Regions from separate parts of the Homo sapiens genome. Here region 1 is linked to region 2. A link is a contact called in ENCODE Hi-C or POLR2A ChIA-PET data. All regions are on one chromosome and are shown on one strand. The core of a region is the stretch at or near the end of the contact, and the rest is flanking DNA. Distances in the headings are between cores, read along the strand shown. Region 1 holds the start of ZSCAN31 (zinc finger and SCAN domain containing 31). Region 2 holds the start of H4C1 (H4 clustered histone 1).

Evidence for each region. Hi-C counts contacts between places; a loop is a spot of excess contacts on that map. ChIA-PET counts read pairs that join two places held with the same protein, here RNA polymerase II (POLR2A). Pooled maps may share reads with other maps.
Region 1: a pooled map shows a loop between it and region 2 (7-fold over the local background). The contact joins the promoter of ZSCAN31 here to the promoter of H4C1 in region 2. A Hi-C loop is called at or near these places in 1 of 168 maps with a recorded cell type or tissue (natural killer cell), 1 of 37 single-sample maps with no recorded cell type and 8 of 50 pooled maps. POLR2A ChIA-PET finds 5 or more read pairs at or near these places in 1 of 52 experiments (WTC11).

What each region holds. Positions count from the first base shown.
Region 1 is chr6:28,332,971-28,337,527 of GRCh38, forward strand. It overlaps ZSCAN31 (zinc finger and SCAN domain containing 31), which reads right to left and starts at 3,178. Exons shown (of 4, transcript NM_030899.5): 1 at 3,112-3,178. RefSeq lists an enhancer at 2,724-2,843.
Region 2 is chr6:26,018,643-26,023,572 of GRCh38, forward strand. It overlaps H4C1 (H4 clustered histone 1), which reads left to right and starts at 3,007. Exons shown (of 1, transcript NM_003538.4): 1 at 3,007-3,408. The coding sequence starts at 3,037. The coding sequence ends at 3,348. It overlaps H3C1 (H3 clustered histone 1), which reads left to right and starts at 1,809. Exons shown (of 1, transcript NM_003529.3): 1 at 1,809-2,316. The coding sequence starts at 1,848. The coding sequence ends at 2,258. RefSeq lists enhancers at 1,321-2,137, 2,138-2,954, 2,472-2,571, 2,602-2,651, 2,955-3,770 and 2 more.

The DNA of each region.
Region 1 (4,557 bases), core at 1,928-4,427, 2.3 Mb after region 2:
GACATGGCCAGCTACAAATACAAGACAAAAATCTCAGTGGACCAGAAACACAAACACAGAGTAGTTAGTGGAGTTGATGACTTGACTGCAGAAACAGTCAAAGACATCCTAGAATTCAACTCCTGGGGGATTAAATGTGGTGTGTCTCAGGTTGTAGGGAACCAGGCTCACTGTTTCATTCCAGGACCTGCAGTGGACTTCCACACTCATGAAAGGGAGACAGAAAAATAAAAGGTAGTTGACTGCTGACTCAGCTTATGACTTTATCAGCAACTAAGGCCCAGGAGGCAAGGGACAAGGAGAGACTCATTACTAGTAACTAACCTATTTATTTGCTCATTTAGTCAATAAATGTTCATTGAGCACTCATAACATACCAGGTACTTGGCTGGGCATTAGGGCTACAATGGTGAAAAAGACGGGACCAGGCCCTGTTTTGCTGGAGCAAACATTTTAACGGGGAAGACAAACCAAAAATAAAAGCAACAACAAAAATAAGTAAGGAGGCAAATAAAATAATTATGAGTTGTGATGATTACTGAGGATAATAAACTAGGCACTGAGTTACCAAATAAATGGACAGCCTATTTAGATGGGGTAGTGGGAAGTGAGGTAACATTTAAGCCAAGCCCTTAAGTGCAAAAGAAGTGAGCCATACAGAATAGGGATGAGGGAGGGGAAGAGCACTCTGGACTATCCAAAGGCCCTGAGGAAGTGCATGCTGCCATCAAAGACAGGAAAGGAGGCTGGAGTGTCTACAGTCATGTGGGAGAAGAGTGGCAAAATATTAGGCTGGCAAGCCAAGCAGGAGTCAGATCATGTAGGGCATAGGAGTTAGGATTTTATAAATGCAATGAGAAACCACTGAAGGCTTTAAGAAAGGGAGTGACAAGGCTGAATTCTGTACCGAGAAGCTCTGCTACTGGATGGAGAATGAGCTGAGGGAATGAGGGTAGAGGCAAAAGTGGAAGCAGAAAGCAAGAGTAGAAGCAGAAGAGGCAAGAGTTAAAAAAAAGGGTAAAGTGGAGGGGGTGAAGACTATTGCACTGAATCTAGAAAGACTTCCACTTAGTTTAGATGTTACTGTACAAGTGAAAGGAGAAAGAGCTTAACCTTTGTAAAAGCAGTTCAGTCACTGGACAATCAATTTATGGAGCTGAGCTAAGAGCTTGGAATATAGAGGTGTTTATAGCTCATGAGGATATAGTTACAATACAATAAAATAAAAGCCATAATTTAAAAAATGTATACAAGGTATACCCCTGGAGGAAGTGGAAGAGCTCATCCTAAATACAAGATTAAGTTTTTATGCATTGCCTGTAATCCACAAAGGAATTCATTTCACATATATTTACTAAGTGTTTACGAGGTGTCAGACAGCAAAGAGTGAAACAATGCAGAATTTGATGTGTCCCCACTGTCCTTCACCGAAATAAAAACATGGCAGAAAGAGCATAAAAGAGAATGTTTTCATTCATGAGAATGTTTTCATTCACGTCAGCATAATTAACAACAGCAACAAAGAGATCATGTAAATCACAAATCATGTGTGTTGTAAAATAAATCCCAAAGGATACCAATTACGATGACAAGAAAACAGAAGAAGACCTTAAATACCATGAGGAAACAGTCAAATCCAGAAATGGGGATGCACTACAGGAAGACTGGAAGAGCCTCCTTTTAAACAAGGCAATGGGATGGGAGGAAGGGAGGCAAAGAGTAAAATTGCCCTAGGTTAAGACTCAACTACATGCAGTGAGTGGTCTATGATTGGATCCTAGTTGGTACAAACAGGTATAAAAGACATCTGTGGGACAACAGGGGGTGGAAGGATTTAAACATGAACTAGGTGTTAGGTGAAGCGCCTACACTTAGTTGGGTGTGCTAATAATCTTGTGGTTATGTAGGGAAATGTCCCCAATTTTTAGAGATGCATTAGAAACTAGAGGTGACAAGTTATGAGGTTGGTGGTTTTTACAATATTTAAAGAAAACATATGCGACAAACATTGCATAATGTTGACTTATTAAATAAAAATTACGTGTATATAGGAAATAAGGCTTTTGACAGGGAGAGACCCTTCTCTACCTCTGGACCTCGGTTTCGCCGCAAAGCTCCGACCTCTCTAGGGGTCTCTCCCACCACCCTGTGAAAGGGCTACCTAGCTTGCCTTAGGTGGATAGCAAGGGAAGGGTCCCTGGAGAGCCTGCCCCCGCCCATGATTTAGTGTCTTATCCCCACATAACATAAAACTAAGCCTGGGGAAAAAATCAGGTTGCAGGCACCGATAAGGGAACTAGCACAGGGTGTTGTGCCTAGAGATATGCCCACGGCTGCATAGATAGAAAAACCTCGGGCCCATTTGGATAAAAACTTGCACAGAACCTCCAGCTCACTCAGATAAGGGAACAAGGCCTGACACATAATGCCTTTGTCCTTTGTATAGTCAGCAGGTTCCCAGGAAAAGTTTCTTCTCCTTTTGTGGGTATGGACACGGTGGGTTCTGGTAGGTTCCGGCAGGCGCTCTACTTTCCTTTATTAGGACTATAAGCCCAGCTTCTGTGAATCATCACCTCAGCCCCTGATTGGTCCGGGGCCAAACTTTCACTTCGGCTTCTGATAGGTCCTGGGCCAAGCTAAGCAGCAGCTATGAATCATCATTTCAGCTCCTGATTGGTCCCGGACCAAGCTGAGTCAAGCGTTCGCCAGGACAGCCCGCAGACTAAGCGCATTCCCTCTCCTTTCCAGTCCATAAAAACCCCAGAACGGGCCCCATAATGGGTACTCCCGGTCGGGACCCCTTCTCTGCTGGCAGAGAGCTTTTTCCTTTCGCTTATTAAACTTTCGCTCTAACCTCACCTTTGTGTCTGCGCTCCTTTATCGTCTTGGAGGCAGGACAAAGAACTCCGGGCGTTATCTCAGACAAAGAAAGGCTGTTTAATCTTCAGGATAAGGGGCGGGACCTCCACCTACTCCACGGGGGCTTCAGGCCAGTGAATGTGTAGGGGCGGGGGTCACGCCTGCGCAGACGTTCCCTCCCCGCCTACTCCAAGGCACAGACCTGAAATCTTCTGGGAACCTGGCGGGTCGCGACAAGGGGCCAAGACTCACCTTCGGGGCACCGGCAAGCTACGGAACAGGTGGCGGGGCTGCAGCACCCCAATGACCGATCAACCGCAAAGGCCGGAAATGCGTCAGCCGTTCTGAGCCCACTGGCTGAAGCCAGGCAACTCTTTCCTTTCTAGGAATTCCAGAGGTGGCTGCTGCTTGGTGACTCCCTTATTGCAAACCCCGGGGCCAAAAATCCCAGTCCCACTGGGTGCGAGGCGGAGAAATCCGGCGAGGCATTTCTATGGGGAGCGGCCCCCAGCATTTAGGAGTTAGATGGTCATCGAGACCCAAAACATTAGAGCCGGAAGGTGTTAGGAAGATATAAACGTAGAGAGCGAGTAACAGGAGGCAATTCCACGGCCAAACAGGTTTATTTACAGGAAAAGCCTGCGAAGAGTTCCAGTTAGGAATCTGGCTGAGATCCTGATCGCTTACAAGCTGAGGCTTTTATAATAAAGTTTCTGTTGGGGAGGGGTTGGGGAAGTGCTGGCTAGTTGGAACTGTTTGGACACTTTCCAACTGGGGACAGATGTGGTTAGGGCCGTTAGGCTCTGTTGCGGTTAGAGCTGTTATGCTCTGTTGAAGCTATGGACGGGGTTGACATTTGCTTTGTTTCTTGAGAACACAGTCATCAAGGTTGTAAAATGGCATCACTATTGTTAGTCCTCACAGAAGGGACTTCATACTTTTTCTGTCTCTAATACTTACCTATTCTTCCCCGAGTCTGTCCACTTCCTCTGGTCTCTTTGACATCACAAAGGAGAGATGGTAATGGTGGGGACGAGAATACAGAGTTGTTTTTGTTGTGGTTTTGTTATTTTGTGTTTTACACTCAAACCTCTGTCTTCTGGAATCCCAAAGTCTAGAAGAAGAGCGTGTAAACAAGTAACTGCGTAAAACAGACGTGCATGTGAAATGAAGTAAAATAAAATAAGTGCTTGTAAATCGATGAGAATAGCCTCTGGAACATGCTAAGTACGTATGTAGGAAATAAATGTATGTATTAGTTTGAATTCGTGGCGTGGAAGAGAGAGGAAAACTAATGGGGCAAAACAAGACTCAGCAGGAATCTGCCAGTGTACACTGGAAAAGGAGCAAAGGAAATAAATTTCTGGGAGAGGGAATCAAATGTACAAAAGCAGAACTGGGGTGAAATCCTTTGGTACATCCAAAGAACTGGGCTGATCAGCATGACTGGAGAGTGGTATATGTGGCAGGGGCACCAGCTCTTACTTTTTTTGGATCCCTAACCAAGGAATTTGAGCAGTCTGATCAAATTTACATCTAGAAATGTTATCTTGGCAGCCATGTGGGGATGGACTGTAAGGAAATGAGACTACAGGCAGGGAGACCAGCTAGGAGACTACTACAAGAATCCAGGGTAGAGAGAGTGAGGGCCTGAATCAAGGCAGTAGCAATAGAAATAGAGAAGACAGATAATACATG
Region 2 (4,930 bases), core at 1,757-4,256:
ACCGGTTCCCTGACAGGCATTCTGCTGGGGAGTTAAGTCCACTTAGTGTGAAAGCAAACACGGGTGATAAATGCAAGCACACCCTGGGGATAAGATTTTATGGTAACAACCCTTTAACTTGTTTGTGGCTGTTAAGTGCATTTCAAAGTATCAATAAGCTAAAACGATCTCACATTGCCAATCAGAGACTCAGCTAATGGGAGAATAAAAAACTATTAAATCGACATCCACTTCTACAATCCTATTCTGGATAACCCCCTAGCACAGCACAGCAGAGAGTGAGGTAATGCGGTCTTATTTCCGCTCCTGCTGTGGTAGTTTTCAAATAAGTCCGAACCATGCTAAGTAACCTGAGCTTTTCCCCTTTTTGTTCAAACAACGTGCCAACCAAATAATGGAGTGGTCCCAGATAAGTATTGTACCCATCTTCTGCACCAGTGCTTCCTACGTCCCATTTTATTGAGAAGGCATGCATTCAAATATTTCACGTAATTTCTAAAAATTTGGAAAATAACGGTTGGAAACTCTACATCTTGGTTTGACGGCTAGTCAGTTATGAAACACAGGTATACAAAATTGGAAGATTTTTGTAAGTAAACCCTTTGTGAAAGATATAAACCTTTCTTAGTGTAATAAGCGAGGTATCTGAAAAAACGCAACTTTTGAAAAGGAAATACTCCTAATTATCTGATTCAGGAGTTTCCACTTTAAATAATGGGTTCTGCCTCCCTTTTTTCTATTGGGTTAAACTGGTTTCAAATAAAATGGGAACGCTCCATGCAAATGAAGGATGATAGATCTGCTTTCTAAATGGCTGTTCAAGAAAATAGCCTAAACCAATCAAAAGATAGAATGTGGCCTGTCTCTTGTGAATTTAAAAAGGTCACAATCCACTTTTCAGTGTTTTGAGATTTTCAAAATGATTGCATTAGCTCTTGGCAATGCTAAATTATGTTCCTTGCGAACCACTATCCAGTTTCTCTTGGGCCAAGTCCACCTCCTGCTCCGCAAGAGGAACAACTCCCAGCTGGTGGTACCTGGCGGCAGTGCTGGAGAAACGCCATTTTGTGACTGGCAGAGTACACCTAGGCTTTAGAAAACAAAAGCTGCAGAACGCTGCAAGTTTAGGATTCAAAGAGCATAATCAAGAGAAAGACGTCTCATAGAAAATGTTTCTGAGTAATAGTGTAATCCTACTATGTTTGAGATGCTTTGTAGATTTCAATAACACTCCTAAGTCAATTAAAGCATTACAAAGGAATCCAATTCTTGTGAAAGGTTTCAGAAATTCCCGTAAAGGGTACATTTCCGGAGAGGAGGTGAGCAGTATTCCCTCTTTTTTTTTTTTTTTTTTTTTTTCCTAAAGAGCTGAAGGTTATACGGAATTGGGGAATTATAATACCTTTGGAATCAATGCCTTGTTTTATGGAAAATAAACACAGCCTTCAGGTTATGAAAACCAGATGTAGAAGAGGACAAGTTTAAAAAATTAAAGTCCAAGCCGGCGCAGTGGGGCTCCCCTGTAATCCCAGCTACTCTGGATGCTGAGGCGGGAAGATCCTTTGAGCCCAAGTTTAAGACCAGCTTGGGGAACAAAGCAAAAGTAAAATAAAATAATAGTAGTAATAAAATACCACTTAAATAATCATCTGTAGAGTTGGAATAGAATATAGTAGCCGGTGAAACTGCACGATTGTTGCTGGCTTAAAGATAGACCAATCAGAGTGTGTAACGTCATATTTAGCGTCTTCTATCATCCAATCACTGCACTTTACACACTATAAATAGAGCAGCTCATGGGCGTATTTGCGCTAGTGTTGGGTGTTCCGCTGTGCTGTTTTTCCGTCATGGCTCGCACTAAGCAAACTGCTCGGAAGTCTACTGGTGGCAAGGCGCCACGCAAACAGTTGGCCACTAAGGCAGCCCGCAAAAGCGCTCCGGCCACCGGCGGCGTGAAAAAGCCCCACCGCTACCGGCCGGGCACCGTGGCTCTGCGCGAGATCCGCCGTTATCAGAAGTCCACTGAACTGCTTATTCGTAAACTACCTTTCCAGCGCCTGGTGCGCGAGATTGCGCAGGACTTTAAAACAGACCTGCGTTTCCAGAGCTCCGCTGTGATGGCTCTGCAGGAGGCGTGCGAGGCCTACTTGGTAGGGCTATTTGAGGACACTAACCTGTGCGCCATCCACGCCAAGCGCGTCACTATCATGCCCAAGGACATCCAGCTCGCCCGCCGCATCCGCGGAGAGAGGGCGTGATTACTGTGGTCTCTCTGACGGTCCAAGCAAAGGCTCTTTTCAGAGCCACCACCTTTTCAAGTAAAGTAGCTGTAAGAAACCAATTTAAGACAAAAGGGAATGCATTGGGAGCACTTTTCGTTTTAATGCTACTGAAGGCTTCAAAACCAATCGATTTCGGCCGGTCGCGGTGACTCACGCCTGTAATTCAAGCACTTTGAGAGGCTGAGGCGGGCGGATTACCAGAAATCAGGAGTTCGGGATCAGCCTGGCCAACATGGCCGAATCCCGTCTCTACGAAAAATACAAAAACACGCCGGGCGCGACGGCGAGCGCTTGTAATCCCAGCTACACTCTGAAGGCTGAGGCAGGAGAAACACTTGAACCTGAGAGGCAGAGGTTTCAGTGAATCGAGATGGCTCTAATGTACTCCAGTCTGGGCGACAGAGAGATTCGGTTAAAAAAAAAGTTCGACTTAAAATAATTCTGGAGTCAGAATGGGTTTACATTTAATTCTTAACCCAGTTCCTCAAAGCCTGTAGCTCTGTTAAGAAAATAAAGGCCATTGGTCAAGCCTGCTTGGTCCCACCCTCATCTCCCCACCCTCCCCCAATCGCTGCTCCCGCCATTTCCTGGGGCTTGGAGGAGGGGTTAAAGGAGCGGACTGTAGGCGTCACATTTCCCGCCTGCGCGCTTTTCAGTCTCAGTGTCCGCTGGAGGTGGGGGCAGGGGTAACGTAGATATATAAAGATCGGTTTCCTATTCTCTCACTTGCTCTTGGTTCACTTCTTGGGAAGTCATGTCTGGACGTGGTAAGGGCGGGAAGGGTTTGGGTAAGGGGGGTGCCAAGCGCCACCGCAAGGTGTTGCGTGACAACATCCAGGGCATCACCAAGCCGGCCATCCGGCGTCTGGCCCGGCGTGGCGGTGTGAAGCGGATCTCTGGTCTGATCTACGAGGAGACTCGCGGGGTGCTCAAGGTGTTTTTGGAGAACGTGATCCGTGACGCTGTCACCTATACGGAGCACGCCAAGCGCAAGACAGTCACTGCCATGGACGTGGTCTACGCGCTTAAGCGCCAGGGACGCACCCTTTATGGCTTTGGCGGTTAAGGTTGCTGATTTCTCCACAGCTTGCATTTCTGAACCAAAGGCCCTTTTCAGGGCCGCCCAACTAAACAAAAGAAGAGCTGTATCCATTAAGTCAAGAAGCTCAATGTGTAATTAAGATGAATGATACTGAGCTGACATCCTAAAAAGGAAAGATTAGGGGAACTCCAAGTTTGCCCTCCACTCACTACATATGGGTAGGGGAGCAACGATATTCCAACTCTGAAGAAAGAGTGGAAAAAAAGTAGTGTTAAAAATTTGTATTAGTTTCCAAGGGACAAAGAAGCGCTGCCCAATCAATGAGGGCCATTCGTAGCTGTCAACCAATCAGAACTGATGAGCTAATATTTCCTGAGGCAAGCCAGGGAGCCGGAGGGGAAGCTAAGAAGCTTATTGAGAAAAAACAAAAACCCTGTTTTAGGAAAAAAAAAAACCATCTTTTAGCGATTATGAAATAAAATCACAGAGACATTTAAGTATCCCTCAATCATGTACTGAGAGCAATACTAAATTTATCGCCACCAATACAGTTTTACTCTATTAAAAAGACCCTGAAAATTGAAACCCTATTCAGACTCCTGGAATACCCAGGACACTAAATTCAGGGGAGATTAAAATCTGTTTTAGAGAGAAAAGGCACCTTTTTCAGTGTTACCGCGGCCTTCAGCAGTTAACCTTTTTTTTTCCCCCTTTACGCAGAAATGGAAATTTGGGTGATAGAAATATTCCGAAATTAAATTGTGATGATGGTTGTACAACTAAGAAAACACGGTAAAATTCATTGAACTGTACCTAAAGTGGGCAAATTTTGTGGTACATTAAATATCAATAAAGCTGATTATATACATACACATATATTTTTATATATGCAGAGAGAGAAATGATGCAAGCAGGGTGGTAGGACATGAGGTTGGTAGCATAGGCAATGTTGGTCTGTGAAGGGCCACCTGTGCTAAACCTGGAAGCCTGGGGTTTGTCCAGTCAAGCCATGGTAGCCATAGTTTTAAAGGATGTTCCTGATGCAGTTATGTGTTCCAGTTAAGTACATCTAGCTTCAGAACTCAGCTGGAAAAGGGATGTGAACTTCAGGTTAGCTGATAGGGAAATATCTTACTCTCATCTGAGTAAATATTCACAAATGCCTCTCATTGTGCTCTTTTTGGTACCATTGTTATAGGACTGATTTCAGCCTCACGATGTTAGCTTCAGTGATGGATGTCTCTTTATTTTGAGGTCCTGTTTTCCACCTGACAGTTTTCATCCAGGATTTCTTGAGGAATTACACAAGTACCCAGCTTGGCTTAATTTAAAACTGACAATGGAGAGAATTCATAGCTGCATTCTGGATAGTTTCAGGAATCAGAGGAGCAAAAATGAGCCTGGTATGGAGGGTGGGTCATTTTATGTCTTTCTTAGTTGGTATTTTAAAGATATTTATTGATCTCATATGCCAGATATTGTTGAAATCATTGGGGTACATAAGTTAGAAAATTTTAATTCCCTTTCCTGAATTCCAGAGTCAATGTAGAGGGGTGTGTGGATATCGATTACCCATATGGGAGGTATAGTCGTTGTAACAATAAGC